Regions from separate parts of the Homo sapiens genome. Here region 1 is linked to region 2. Evidence: chromatin loops called from intact Hi-C (ENCODE). Cell type or tissue: CD14-positive monocyte. All regions are shown on one strand. Links, peaks and the distances in the headings refer to the core of each region. The heading gives the core; the rest is flanking DNA.

Region 1 (2,803 bases), core at 29-2,528, 190 kb before region 2:
CTTTCATGAGCAAAGAAGGCTGCTTTTGTTAGCTCTTTGCTGCATCAGAGGTGAATGGAATGACAGCGAGCTGGAACAACCTCCAGTTCCACCAGTTCCTCAGTGGTAGGGCCTTGTGGATGGAGAGAAGCTGTTCCTGCCAGGGCTCCACCACAGGACTGAAGCCTGGGGTGGGCAGGAGGATGTGGCGGATGGTGTTGCCATGGCAGCATTTCCTCCCTGTGTTGTCATCACTTGCTCTAATGGCACTAAGGAGGTAGAGCGGAAGGTGTGTGGGGGGAAGACAGGAACAGGAGCAAGGGGAGGAGAGGGGACCAAGAAGAGTTCTGGGGACCTATCTGCACTTTGGCTCTGCAGAGCATAGTGTGTGAGAGTTAGTATGCGCTTGGGAGCCTGAGATTCTCTGCATGGTGTACTTCAATGTGCATGCGTGTGTGTGTGTGTGTATGTGTGTGCATGTGTTTCTCTCTACAGCTGGAGAACAAGAGGTCACTGATCCTTTGTGGGTCCTGGGAATGAACTCATTATCCAGTCCCAGAACCTGCTGCCCCAGACTGCTTCCTGCTCTGGACTCCCCAGGCAGGGAACAAGTCTACCATGAGTCTGTCACAGCCTATCTTCCCCATGCTCACACATTTCTTCATTGCCAAGAAGGTCAGCTCAACAGGGACCTGTATTTTGATCTCCTGGGAGAAGGATCAGAGCAGGGAAAGAGAAAGAATGATACCTCCCATGTCTTTTTCCATCCTCCCTAAATGTATTCTTTCCCAGAGTCCCATCTTGGGGACTAGGAAGTAGCTGACTGGGAATTGATATATGATACAGCTAAACCTTCTATGCACCTGCTAGTCCCTGATACACCCAAGTTGAGGGCTGACCTTTCTCTTACCTCGAATGCTGTCCAATGAGGCCTGGATGCTGTCCTGGAGTTCGGGGTCGTCCACCCTCTCTGCCAGCTTCCTGAGGCGGTTTAGAGCCTGCTTGGCCACCTCATGTCGTCTGACTTCTGCTCTCACTGCAGCTACAACGAACTGCCTCTGGGCATGCATGTTGCCCAGACCTGTCTTGCCAGGCTAACAACCACCTCTGGCCCTGAGGCCCATGGCCCTACAGCCCCCAAACCTCAGAAGGCCCCTTCTGCTGTGCCCAGAACTCCCCGCCCCTGCCCGCCCTTCCGTCTGTCGACCTCACTTCCTGACTGGTGAGTTTCAAACCCACAGCCTGGGACAGCACTACCTCCTGCACCTCCCACCCCCTCTAGTGTTGGCCCATCAACCCTGCCAGCCAGTCCCTGCTATGATTTCCCAGCCAGGTGGATGGAGAAATCTTAACAGTGTCCCAGGGCCTCCTGTGGGAGGTGGCTAATTAAGATGGGTGTTGGTTCTGGGAGAATATGGCAAGCTAGGTCCGAGGTGCAATCCTAAACTCTTGATGACCTGCGGATTTCAAACTCTCACAGGAATTCATGCACATTTGGTCTGTTACCCTCACAGCCCTGCATTCTAGTATACACTTGTACCCATTGCCCTCTCTACACATCCCAATGAGCCCTGTATCCTTATGTCTTACGATGTAACCCTTTTTCAGGCAGCTACCCACTGAGGCCACCTCCTGTTTAAAAGGGCCAAGTGAGGCCAGGCGTGGTGGCTCATGCCTGTAATCCCAGCACCTTGGGAGGCTGAGGCAGGAGAATCACTTGAACCCAGGAGGTGGAGGTTGCAGTGAGCCAAGATCACGCCACTGCACTCCAGCCTGGGTGACTAAGCGAAACTCCACGTCAAAAATAAATAAAATAAATAAATAGGCCAAGTGATTATGGGGAAAATCAGTTATGAAGGAGGAAAGTAACCTATAAAAAGACAAAAACTACCATGTTCCATGTCCAATCGCTTTCATAATAATTAACATGACTATAACACTTAATAGTTTACAACATACTTTCATATATATATTATCCTCATGACAGCCCTGAGGAGTAGGATTATTTATCCCTATTTGCATAAAAGGAAACTAAGGCTCAGAGAAGCCATTAAGAGGTGAAACAAAGACATGGATTTAGGTCTTCTGATTTTATTTTTACATTTTTATTTTTATTTTTTACCAAGCACATAAAGCCCAGATTGGTTATAATTTTGATACCCTTTTCACTACACCACACAACCAAAATGCTTGTCAACCAGTTCCCCTTCTAATATCATTGTCTTGCCCTTGATTTAGGACCTCAAAGAAAAGAAGGTAGATGAGGAACTGAAGGAGACAATGAAGATGGGACTTGGGGTAGGAAGGGGATGGAGGTGGGGAGTGAGGGGGTGGGAGGTAGGAGGTAGCGGGTAGTTTGACCTAATTACTTTGTTTCCACCGGACGCCTGTAATCGTAGCACTTTGGGAGGCCGAGGCGGGCAGATCACCTAAGGTCAGGAGTTCGCCACCAGCCTGGCCAACATGGCAAAACCCCATCTCTACTAAAAATACAAAAAAATTAGCTGGGTGTGGTGGCGGGCACCTGTAATCCAGCTACTCGGGAGGCTGAGCCAGGCAGGAGAATTGTTTGAACCCGGGAGGTGAAGGTTGCAGTGAACTGAGATCGCGCCACTACACTCCAGCCTGGGCGACAGAGGGAGACTCTGTCTCAAAATAATAATAATGATAATAACTTAATTACCTTGTTTCAAGACCCAAACACCTCTCTCGCCCTGTCAAACATCTATTCTCCTGCATACCTTTTTGGTATTAATTTCTGTAAGAGTTTATATAAATACTGTGTAGTTAAAGATAAGGGAATTGAGGTTGGAATTGCCCACAG
Region 2 (2,803 bases), core at 231-2,730:
TCCCTAATTTAGGCATCTGAGTTTGCCGTCTCTGGCCTATATGATCATAGACTGTCAGTAGTGGAAGAGATATTAAAAGATCAACTCGTCTAACAGTCTCCTGCTTCCTCTCCCCACTCTTTAAGAGACGGAGAAATGAGGTCTAAAGAGCTTACATTACCCAATCAATTTCATACAGCTAATGTGTAACAGGATTCTATAATATGCCATTAGGCCTCCTCCCTCATACGGATCATGTTAAACTTATATTTTCCCTTTGGTTTAATTGCTAGGAACCTCAGAGCCCAATTTGTGGCACCCCTCTAGTAAATACACGGACCTTTTGGTATGAAGTTTTGGGGTATTAATATACCCCTGGCTTTATTTTGTTTTCCAATTACCTTTACCTCAGTTTCTCTTCATCATTTTCTCCTATTATAGTGTGTATTTTTTTTCCCCAAGCATACTCAATCTTTTGTGAAAGAGGTACATCCGTACAGGCGTAAACTGTCGGGCTGTATTGTCTGGCTCCCAATTTCTTTCTTTCACTGTCATTCTGCTTTGGCTACTCACATTCTCTGTTTTCCTTGACAGCCAAACTTCTTGAAAGAATTGTCTTCACATGCTGTGTCCACTTCATCCTGTCTTTTCAATTCACTGTAAACAGATTTAAAGCCTTCAATGCCTTCTTTGTTGCTATGATATTAATACCAAAATTATATTGTATTCATCCATATATGAAGGACACAAAATGGTTTTCCCTAAATTATCTCAACTATGAAAAAATATGCAGAGAAAAAAATTAATAGGTAATGCATGAAAATGTTACTTCTGGGTAGCTGGATGACTGGTGAGATTTATTTTCTTTTAAAAATTTTCCACAGTTTTAAAAACAAGCGCATTAGAACACATCCCGATGTAAATTAGAAATTCTCAACTTACATTTTCTAAAAGGAGGCAGAAAACTAGAGAAGCGACAGTGAGGAGCCACTGGGCCACACTTCATTTCACCTTAAGACTGACTCAGAGAAAAACAAGAGGGTACGACTCAGATCCCCGGGGCCAGCAGCAGGGCCGCGGGGCACGACTGGATAACCGCTTGTGAAGAAAATTTTAAGAGAGCCCTCACGACCCTTTAGCGCATCCTAAAAGACCTCTGAATATCTCTGCCTCTCCCGCTAACGGCTCCAAACCGCAGATAACGGTCAATCGCCTCCGGTTGTCCTGGTAACAGCCAGCAACCACAACCCTGCCTGCGTAACTCCTCCCAGAACACCGTGCGTCTTATCGCTTCACTTCCGGGTTCGGAGGGCCGACTTCTTCCGGAAGTATCTGCCTGCCAGTCACCTGGCGTTTTCTGGCTGTGTGGCTTTACTAGACAGAATGTGGCGTATTGTTGGGCAGGGCCCTGAGGACCCTTTTGTTGTTTCCCCCCCGTTTAACAGGACTGGAAAGCTAAGCAAAGGCTTTACTCTCACGGAATTGGATGAATTGGACGTTAGTTTTTAAAAAGCCGAAGGGTACATGTTAGCTTTATTTAACCATTCCACAATGTATATATATTTCAAAACATGTTTTATACTATAAATATAATTTTTATTTGTCAACTAAAAAACAGCATTAAGTGTTAAAAGCTGTTAAGTCAGAATATAGAGATGAATCTTTGAAATTAGAATGCTTTATTTGGGAAGAAAATAGTAATTTGGGGCATATATGTAGACTGGGGTGGTCTTCGGGATGTCTGAAGAGTGAAGAGGTTAGAGACTTTATAAGAAGGAGAAATGTTACGTATTGGTCTCCAAGAGAGTTTATTGGCACTATTAATGTTTTGGTGGGGTTGGCAAACTGATTGCTGAGTGACGGTGGTGGGTAAAATTAGTCTTAGAATTGTAGCAGACTGTCTTAGTAGCCTTTAGATTAAATTGGTTTTAAGTGTTAGCAGGCAGTTTCAGCAGCCAGGCCTGTAGAGAATTATATTTTTCAAGTGATATTTGTGACCTGAATGTTTTTTCCCTCTGGCCTCTCCACTCTTTAACTGGTATGACAAAAGTGACCCGATTTATATGATCAACTTTCACAGCTGACAGGTGGTAAACTCTTTACAATTATATGTAATTTATTTGTTACTGTGATAGATTTATACAATTTTAAATAATTTAGTTCCCATTAAAAAAGCAATTATTTTTGCTTTAGAAAATGAAGGCCAAAAAAACCCCCAAAACACAAAACCTCCAAATCCTACCCATTTAAGGACAACCAATGTGAATACTTTGTAGGAGTCTTCCAGACCCTTTCTATGAATTATAGTAAGTACAAATTCAAAATGGAATCATACTGTATATGCTAGTTTGGAACTTAAAAAACTTTTTTTTTTTTGAGACAAAGTTACTGTGTTGCCCAGGCTGCAGTGTAGTGGCCCGATCTCGGCTTACTGCAACCTCTCCACCACCTGGGCTCAAGCAATTCTCCTGCCTCAGTCTCCTGAGTAGCTTGGGATTATAGGCGGCGCCACCACACCCAGCTAATTTTTGTATTTTTAGTAGAGATGAGGTTTCACCATGTTGGTCAGGCTGGTCTCGAACTCCTCATCCCAAGTGATCTGCCTTCCTCGGTCTCCCAAAGTGCTGGGATTACAGGCATGAGCCACCCGCGCCCAGCCTGAATTTTTTTTTTTTTTGAGCTGTTGTCTTGCTCTGTCGCCCAGGCTGGAGTGCAGTGGCGCGATCCCAGCTCACTGAGGCAGGAGAATTGCTTGAACCCAGGAGGCAGAGGTTGCAGTGAGCCGGGATGGCGCCACTGCACTCCAGCCTGGGCGACAGAGCAA

The links. Peaks named below come from ENCODE experiments on the same cell type or tissue, not always from the same donor. Only the 100,000 strongest peaks of a DNase experiment are listed, where the experiment ranks them.
Region 1: it touches region 2 in a loop (3-fold over the local background); 3 of 110 quality-filtered maps call a loop at or near these places.

The regions. Positions count from the first base shown.
Region 1 is chr12:57,741,023-57,743,825 of GRCh38, forward strand. It overlaps a transcript of AGAP2 not described here. Among named protein-coding and RNA genes, the nearest start is that of TSPAN31, 2.6 kb to the right of the region's middle. RefSeq lists enhancers at 266-345, 879-938. In CD14-positive monocyte, for the core only: a CTCF peak has its summit at 1,315; DNase peaks (open chromatin) are centred at 199 and 1,239; H3K4me3 peaks cover 1,617 bases; H3K27ac peaks cover 1,688 bases.
Region 2 is chr12:57,934,918-57,937,720 of GRCh38, forward strand. It overlaps GIHCG (GIHCG inhibitor of miR-200b/200a/429 expression), which reads right to left and starts at 1,247. Exons shown (of 3, transcript NR_038269.1): 1 at 922-1,247; 2 at 553-636. RefSeq lists enhancers at 672-1,172, 1,173-1,673. In CD14-positive monocyte, for the core only: no CTCF peak of the experiment used is centred there; a DNase peak (open chromatin) is centred at 1,274; H3K4me3 peaks cover 1,710 bases; H3K27ac peaks cover 1,833 bases.